2 separate regions of the Homo sapiens genome follow, and region 2 is linked to region 1. A link is a contact called in ENCODE Hi-C or POLR2A ChIA-PET data. All regions are on one chromosome and are shown on one strand. The core of a region is the stretch at or near the end of the contact, and the rest is flanking DNA. Distances in the headings are between cores, read along the strand shown.

Region 1 (4,376 bases), core at 1,072-3,571:
TCTGTCCTCACTAGGCAGGGAGCCCAATGAGGGGAGGGTCTGTCTATTCTGCTAATCATTATATTTCCACTGTCAGCACCCAACAGGAGCATGACAATATCTGCTGAAAGAATGAATAAATGAATATTTCCAAATGCCTGCAGGACTTCCGTGAGATGACTCTTACTGCCATTTCCACAGGCTCAAAAACAACTGTCCTTCTTTTTCATTCTGTGTGTGCATTTTATATCTAGGCTGTTGATTGGAATAGAAATAAAAAGGGCTGCGGATATGAAGACTGTATGTGAATACTTCAAAAACAGACCCGCGTTCCCCATGGCCCTCGGGTCGGGCTATGCTGCAAACATTAAATGTGCTTTGAAAACGGTCAGCTGCGCGAGTGAGGCAGAAAGGGGGCCTCGGCGCAGCTTTGTGGAAAGCTGCCTTTTGGTGCACACACACTGCCTACTGCCTGGGATTCTGACAGTCACGTAGTGCTCAGGTGGAGGTGACGCTAATGATCCAGGTGCCCTGTGCCATCACATTTGAGAAAAGTGATCTCCTTAATAAGGCAGTAAAGCGCCTCAGGATGAATGCCGCATTCAGGCCAGGGTGGGGAGCAGTTGACGGTGCTGGGAGAGCTCTTTGTTTCTCCCTGGCATGTGGCTGCACAGCCTTTGATGTTAGAATTTTGGCTCATTAATAACTAATTTACATTTCTCAGACAGCAAATTGTGATCTGACACAAATTTATAAAAGAACTCCAAATGGTGAAACTCTCTTATACAATGAGTCCTTTGTGGGCTTTTTAATTTTTTTCCCCCTAACTTAAGGAGTTTGTGATTAAAATTTTAATGCCATCATTGAAATCTCTTGGGCTACTTAAAAATAAAACACCATCTTATTTCCTTCCTCTCAGAGATCATGACAACTGGCTGTTCCTATGTGGATGCTGTAAGTGCTACAATTGCGTTTTCATCTGCTCTGAGCCTCAGATAAAATAGGATGTCCTTAGAGGGCCAGAGGAAAGCCCTGGCAAAGGAACTGGCAGTGATGGCAGGAAGGCGGAGGTGCTGGGCTCCTCAGCTTCTGCTTCTTCTTCTTCTTTTAAAAGAAACAGGTTCTCATTCTGTTGCCTAGGCTGGAGTGCAGAGGTGTGATTGTAGCTCACTGCAGCCTCAAACTCTTGGGCTCAAGCGGTCCTCCCGCTTCAACCTCCCAAGGAGCTGAGATTATAGGCACACACCACCATACCTAGATAATTTTTAAATTTTTTGTAGACAGAGGGTCTCACTACGTTGCCCAGGCTGGTCTCGAGCTCCTGGCCTCAAGAGATCCTTCTGCGTTGGCCACTGAAAGTGTTGGGATTACAGGTGTGAGCCACCAAGCCCCGCCTGTTCAGCTTCTTCATGCTTCTTTGCAGGTTACTGAGGTGGCAGATTTTGCATGAGCTCATCTCTTTGGTCTTTAGGAGTTCCAGGGGTGACTCTCACTTCTCCAGATGCCTAAAAGCCTGAATAGGTTATTTTGGCAACACAAGTGGGTGAATCAGAGCTACCAAGATAAGGGTTTTATAGATTTATATACATATATAATCTTTCTTCTTAGCTACATCTTGGAAGGCTGAATGCCTCAGGAAAAACATGATGCTTTTTCTGTGTTTTACCTCATGTTTCTTTGGGAGAATATAGAGGTCAAAGGAAGTTGCAAACTAGCTCTTAGAAGGCAAATCTAGGTACATCTTGATCTTCCACCTCCATCATTTATCTTTGCAAAAGACTCTGTCATCTTGTGTGTTGATGACTCACAGCTCGGTGGGGGAGGCAGGGCAGAGCTTCTCTCCCTGTGTGAGAAGGAGAAAATGCCATGTCTACCCAGCCACCTGAAAACACCTTCCCTGACAATAAAGGGAGGACTGTGCTCTAGGGAAAGACAGGACAGACCAGAAAAGTGGACCTGTTGGAAGCAGACAGCTGGCCGTGGGGAGAAAAGTGGGGTGGAGCCAGGGACACAAGACATTGGGTGGCTTGGCTGATTGCATCACGTCTGGCAAGAAGCTTGGTTCTACTGAGTTACTCTTTGCTTGGAGAAAATAGTTTAGGGAATAGCCATGGGCTTGTTGTGTGGAATGGAAACATACCCAGAATGAAAAGATTTTTAAATTGGCACCACTTGAGGTCAGATTTTAAATGGTCACACAGCATGAGCCAAATTGACTACATGCAGAGAAGCAACAAGCCACCCCGGTTGCTTATATTATTTTAATAACAGAAAGAATGCATTAGGAATTCCAGGCAAGACTTCCACCTGGACACAGTCCCAGATTCTAACTCATCTGTGCATGCCTTTTCAAATCAGCCTTTCACAAAGAGGCTGTTTTTCTCTGCAATCTCTTTCCTACCCATAAAGGAATCTGAGGTTCCTCCTTCCAGCTTCGGTTGTAGGAAGCAAGAACCCTGAGAGTGCTGCCTTGAGACAGGTGGCTCTGTGGAAGGCCACTAAGAAAACTGCCATGCAGTTCGGGGTGGCCTTAAATTCAAATAACAAAGCCTATCTCGGGAGGTGGCGTGAGGCATGCCTGGCCCCTTTCTCTGGCTTGGACTGGCTTGGACATGGTGGCTCCTGGAACCGAGAGAGGACTGAGTGTGGTAGTTGCTCCTGTCAGTCTCTGGGGTGGGGCCTGGGTGTCTCTGAGTGACGTTTGGCCTCCGCTAGCTCCACTCATGTGGCAGGAAGATGCCTGTAGCTCTTGCCGACCACTCTGAGCCACAAGGCAGGAAGGAAAACCGTGTGTGTGGCCTGATAATAATTAGGGTCCTTCCTTACACCTGGAACATTGCTGACACTGAAAAATGAATGCTGCTGTCATGCTTGTTAATTTTACCCTCTTGGGTCCTGAATGGCTCACTTAGCACTTGACTATTTTTCCAAGTCACAGAGACCAGACTAGATTTTTCTGGAAGGGAGTCAATTCTGTTCTCAGCCACAGATGGATCAAAAAGGAAAAATCTCATTGCTGTAAACATGTTGGAGCCTCCTGGCTGTGTTGTATTCACCTTCTTCAATCTGGGGGGAGTCTCTGGAGTCAGGTTAGGTTAGAGTCTTGACTCTACTAGCACTTGCCTCTAGTGAGCTTGGATTTGTTACTTAATATTCCTGAGCCATTTTTCCCTCATTTGTTGAAAAAAAATATAACAGTTGTTAAGAGGATTAATTGCAAAGTTCTTAGCACATGGCCTGGCACATAGGAGGTGCTCAAAGGGAGTATTGATGTAATTAAGAGACTTACCATGGAGTCAGGTTTAAGAAATCTCTGGAAGTGGAATCCTGGGAAGTGATGAAATGGGAATACCCTAAGTTGCTCCCCTGTGCCCACTTCTGGGGAGATGTCACCATTGTTATGGCACCCAAATTTCTGGGCAATTAGGGATCTGTGTTAGACCCAGATACCAACAGGAAGTGGCTCTTTCTGCTGATGGTGTTTATAACAAACCCCATGGACCAGCTCTCAAAAAGAGAACCCAGCCTCCTTAGCAAACTCAGCTGTGGAGTATAAGCTCCTCTAAGGGAAAAACCTCATTTGCTTTTGTGCACTACTTTGTCCTATGCAGAGTATGGCATATCATGGGGACTCATTTTGAGGTGAAGAAAGTGATGATGGAGGAGCACAGAGCTGAGGGCCCCATGTCGATTCCTGCGTCAAGCTGCAACTCATGTTGTGCCGAGCACAGTCAAGGGAAATGGAGCTTGCTATCACAGGATATTAATTTGGTTCTTGGGGACTTGCTTTGGGCAATTGCAGAGACACAAACTAAGATGGCTTTATTAATAGAAGAAAATGTCCTGGCACATAGACTGCTCAGGATGTAAAGAAATAAGAAACTGATCCAAGAAACAGCTGTATCTTAGCTACACTGGTTGAAGGTTATCACTAGTTTCTTAGGGGGAGAAAATTTAGGACCAGGTTCAATTGTCTAGAATATCTAGTGAAATAATAGACAATTCTCATTACAGAATACCAGTCCAGTCTTCTCAAAAAGTCTTATTGTCAATTTCATATGGGGTTCAGTTAAAGACTTCCTCCAGATACTACTGACTGTTAGAATCAAGGTTCTAGCCTGGTGTGGTGCCTCGTGCCTGTAGTTCCAGCTACTCTAGAGGCTAAGGTAGGAGGGTCACTTGAGCCCAGGAAGTTGAGACTGCAGTGAGCTATGAGTGAGTTACTGCACTCCAGCCTGGGTGACAGAGAAAGACCCCATCTCTAAAAAAAATAAATAAATAAGAACCAAGGATCTGATATTTGAGTGGGAAAAACTGAGTGTTAAAAACATTAATCCTGCTTAGGTGGGATACATGGTGCAGAGGACGTGATCTGCTCTTGGTAATAATACTGTATA
Region 2 (4,376 bases), core at 1,257-3,756, 80 kb before region 1:
AAGTGCCCACCACCCTGAAGTGTTCTCAGGTCAACAAGACGTGGAGCCTGGTGAACAAGTCAGAAGACAAAATCCTATTGAGGATCCTGATACGGTTTGGATCTGTGTACCCACCAAATCTCATGTTGACTTGTAATCCCTTATGTTAAAGGTGGGGCCTAGTGGGAGGTGATTGGATCATGGGGGTGGTTTTCTCATAAATGGTTTGGCACTATCCCTATGGTGCTGTTCTCATGATAGTGAGTTCTGGTTGTTTAAAAGTGGGTAGCACCTCCCCTGCCCACCCTTGCTTCTACTTTGGCTGTGGGAAGTGTGCGCTTCCCCTTTGCCTTCCACCATATTTGTAAGTTTCCTGTGGCCTCATCAGAAGCTGAGCAGATGTCAGCATCATGCTTGCTGTACAGCCTGCAGAACCGTGAGCCAATTAAGCCTCTTTTTTTTTTTTTTTTATAAATTACCCGGTCTCAGGTAGTTCTGTATAGCAATGTGAGAACAGCCTAATACAGATCTCAGAGTAAACTCACTGAGAGACTCCAGGGAAGTAGAGGACAAAAGGAAGATTTTAGGCTTGCAATTTGCACAGAGCAGAATGCATAACAATTGTTAGCTCTGGTATGCTATGGACAAGGTGACTTCTGTGTTGTATGTCACATGAAGAGTTTTCCCCCGGTTTCTGGGAAAGACGTTGCACTGAGAAAAGTATTGAAGAGAAATCTGTGCCTTTCATACCCACCTGCTACACTGACACAATAGACATCTTTTTAGAAAAGGATGAGGTATTTCTGTAGCGTCTATTAGGTGCAGAGCAATAAGGTAGGTACTTTGCAAACATCGCTTCTTGCAATTTTCAAAAATCTGCAAGGTCTGTATTGTTTTCATTCTATACATAATGAAACCAAGTCTCAGAAGCATTAAGAAATACACCCAGAATCACAAAGCTAGTAATTGGCAGAGGCAGGACTTAAAAATATGTATCATTCTTATCCCAAATCTGTGTTCTCTTGATTTACCATTGGAAATTCAATGTTTCGTTTATAAAAACATGCAATTTTAAAAATGAAATATTACTTCTTAGTTTAAAAGCAAGGTTATATGTTCAGGACCAAGAAGACATAGGCCTGAATATGTGGGAGTTATAGATAGAGGGATAAAGACCATAAAACATGCCAAATCAGGACATCAGAGATATTGATATTGATCTGATTGGCTATTATGGCTTCTTCCCTCCTCTGCGCACTCTGGTAGTTTTCTCAGGTAAGAGTTTAGAAAAACTAAAATAACATGCAGAGGGAAGACTTGGTGAATCTTATATGTAAAGTGCTTAGAACAGCACCCAGTGCAATATTGATGCCCAGTAAATGTTAGCTCTCGTCACCATCATCATCACCATCATCATCTTCACTTCCACCATCAGCTTCTGCAGGGAAGGTGAGGGTAGGAACCAGGTGGGCACCAGCAGCAGTGGGAGAGAATCACAAAGGAAAAAAGACATTGCAAAGAGCAGCCTGCAATGAAGTCATGGAAATTTTCTGAAAATTCTGGGTTGTGATTTAGAAGGCAAATATGACTTTTATCGATGGAGCTGTGTTGGAGGAATTTGCGGGGGTGGGAGTAGGAAAGTTGTAGACATCTGTAAGAGAGAAAAATGGATCAGTCACGGAGAAGTACTTGGGGAGCCCTTGTATTTCAGGAAGGGAAATACCAGCTAGGACGAGAATTTGAAATTTGGGTTCCTCTTGCTAAAATACAAACTACCTGGTCGGAAGACTCATCCAGTATCTGTCAGGGAGACTCTGGGTGGTGTATACTTGTTGCTGTACTTAAGGCAGTCCTTGGAAAAAAGCTTGGCAGGAACACTTGACAGAGATAAATCCACTGATGGAAAGTGCCAGGACAGAAGTGGATGTGGTTGCACACGTGGGGATGACTGGTGGAGGGGCAGGTGGGCTGTGAAGAGGGACCAGGCTGGGGCAGCTGTGGGCAGGCTGCCAGAAACTGATTTCCACACTGCATGAGGAAGGAATGCCAGGGGAGGGGCTGGACTACTTTTTGTAGGAGGCTAAAGGGAGACAAGGACCAGCACTGCCAACTGCCACACATCTGGGGAGATCAACAACTGGCCAGATGTTTTAGACACAACCTGTGTGGCCACCTGAGTATATGCCAGTTATCAAGACGGATGATAAACAATAGCCAACTAGGGCACTAGGCTGCGTCTTTCTGAACTCACGGGCTCTCTGTGCCACGCATGCTGATGTGTGGGACACGGAGAGATGCAAGTGACGCAATGCAAAGTGTGTGCTGTTTCCATAGCTAATTAGGAGCCTGGTGACAAAGCAGGAGCCTGGCAGAGAGGTGAGAGAGGGGGTCTGCGGGCAGCTGTTAGAGCCTGGCACTGGGTATTCTCTGCTGGGATTGATGGATTGAGGCTCCAGGGTGGAGCCATTCTAGAACGTCCTGTTCCTGTCAGATTTGCAGCAGCAGCGGGCTGGTGATGTGGCCTTCATTTAACTCTTTTGTAAGACTGGCCTTTCCAGCCTGTTTCAGCACACTAGGGCCGTGTGACAGAGAGTTCTTGGCACAATTCACAGAGGTCTCCGTACTTAACAGCCTCTCATTTTCCTACTAGTCCGAGAGAGTTTGTACTGTGAGTTTTTCAATCAGAAACAAGCAGCCCTGAGATCTGTGGCTGGCCACCAGTCCTTGGGGAAGAAGCTAGCTGCAGCCCAGCACCCTGTGCCCGCGGCAGGCAGGCTGGGGAGGATGCACATTTGTCCAGGAACAGCAGGTTTGAGGCCCTTTGGCCATCCCATTGGCCATCTCCAGTCTCAGCTGAGTAAACTCCCTTCGCCCCCATCCCAAAGTTTGAACTCAGTAACTGTTTTAATGTGAATCAACATAGGAGGAAAATAAAAAACAGCTTGCAAGTTTACACAAACAAAACTTCAGCTCACAGAAATCCAGACTAGCAGGTGCTTGGGTGGTGTACTGCAGGACACCCCAAATCACTCGCTCCTGGGTCCCTGACTGAGCATGCTTCTAGAGTCAGTGTTAGTGATGGAAGAAAGCAATAAGGGAGGGGAGAAGGTGTCTGGAATGTGAGACAGCACAGTGGAGGGTTGCTGAGGTGGAAGGAGAGAAGCAGGATGTGGGCCCCAATGGAGTAGGAAGGAGGCAGGGTCCTTGACCCCAGCAAGTGTAGGGATTGCTGATGACAAAAGAGGCCTGTGTCCTTCAGCCAGGCAGGCAGGGGAATGAGGCCTGGAGGTAGGGTAGAGGTGGCCAGGGGTTAGGACACGGAGGAGCCGTTTGGAAGTAGATTATTAACGGGATCCCAGAGCATCTGCAGGGGGAGATGGGGGGCAAGCCCAGGAAATAGAGGGCTCTAGAGTTGCCTGTACATTTAGAGGACTGATGAAATCTTGTTCGAATAAAACCACTGGGCCCCAATCTGAAGTTTCTTGCAGGATGATTAGAAAATATGGCTTAAGGGGACTTTGCCTTGAGAGGGTCCTTGATAGTTACTCTATTTTTTTTTTTTTTTTAATTCTCATTTTCTCAGGTGAGAAACTGCCTGCCAGCCAATCTGATATTGGCTGGTTCCTCCAGGTCCATATAGCATTCCCTTTTTGTATATTGAGAGCCATCTCATAAATACATTCCATGACTAGGATTATGCGTGTCCTGCTGTTTCTTTGCTTCTTGACATTCTCAGCAACTGCTCCTCTCTCTGCATTGGGCATTGTCTCCCCAAGCCCTTTAGCAGCAGCGAGACTGCAGGCCACCTTTTATGCTTATTAATTTTAGGCAAAGTTTTCAGGTTGGCCATCCTGGTGCACTGGGAGAGAAGTGAAGGATGGGAGATTTGTTAGACTCATCTGGCAAATTCCTTTTACGTTTTACATTCTCCGCAACTACGAGTTTGTTCAGAGCAAGTATTGAGCGTCAATTCCACGCAAGGTATTATTTTGGACTCTTGGGGTTATCCAGGTGAGTGCATCCCCGGAAGCCTCATTCCTCCTTCTCTGTGCAACTGGGTTTCCAGGAAGCATTCAGGGAGCTTAACATTCAGTCATGAACAATAAGGCATTTTTCTGAATAACCATGCTATAGAGCAGAATGCGATGAGTCCTCTAAGAGGTGTCTAGATTGAAATGCTTTGGGAGTTCAAAGGAGGAGAGATTTACCGTGCACGTCAGAATTGTATGGAAGCACAAGTTGTACTGAGAGAGGATAAATAACCTATTCACTTCATCGTAATACCATACATAAAATATTATTGACATGGCTGGCAACACTGTTAACACTGTTTGGGCATTGCGAAAAAGTCTGATATATAAATAACCATGGGTTCCTAGAATCACGGCATCTAGAAT

The links. A loop is a pair of places that touch in the nucleus more often than their neighbours do. ChIA-PET counts read pairs that join two places held with the same protein, here RNA polymerase II (POLR2A). Pooled maps may share reads with other maps.
Region 2: a pooled map shows a loop between it and region 1 (2.5-fold over the local background). The contact joins two enhancer-like sites. A Hi-C loop is called at or near these places in 1 of 168 maps with a recorded cell type or tissue (esophagus muscularis mucosa) and 4 of 50 pooled maps. POLR2A ChIA-PET finds 5 or more read pairs at or near these places in 1 of 52 experiments (T-cell).

The regions. Positions count from the first base shown.
Region 1 is chr13:40,270,021-40,274,396 of GRCh38, reverse strand. No RefSeq gene overlaps it. Among named protein-coding and RNA genes, the nearest start is that of LINC00548, 52 kb to the right of the region's middle. Within about 2 kb of position 2,321, at least 23 of the 41 ENCODE cell types and tissues checked have a DNase peak (open chromatin) inside an H3K27ac peak, as active enhancers do.
Region 2 is chr13:40,350,586-40,354,961 of GRCh38, reverse strand. The region is part of intron 6 of LINC00598 (long intergenic non-protein coding RNA 598); the gene reads left to right. Among named protein-coding and RNA genes, the nearest start is that of LINC00598, 130 kb to the left of the region's middle. RefSeq lists an enhancer at 2,085-2,584. Within about 2 kb of position 2,506, at least 15 of the 41 ENCODE cell types and tissues checked have a DNase peak (open chromatin) inside an H3K27ac peak, as active enhancers do.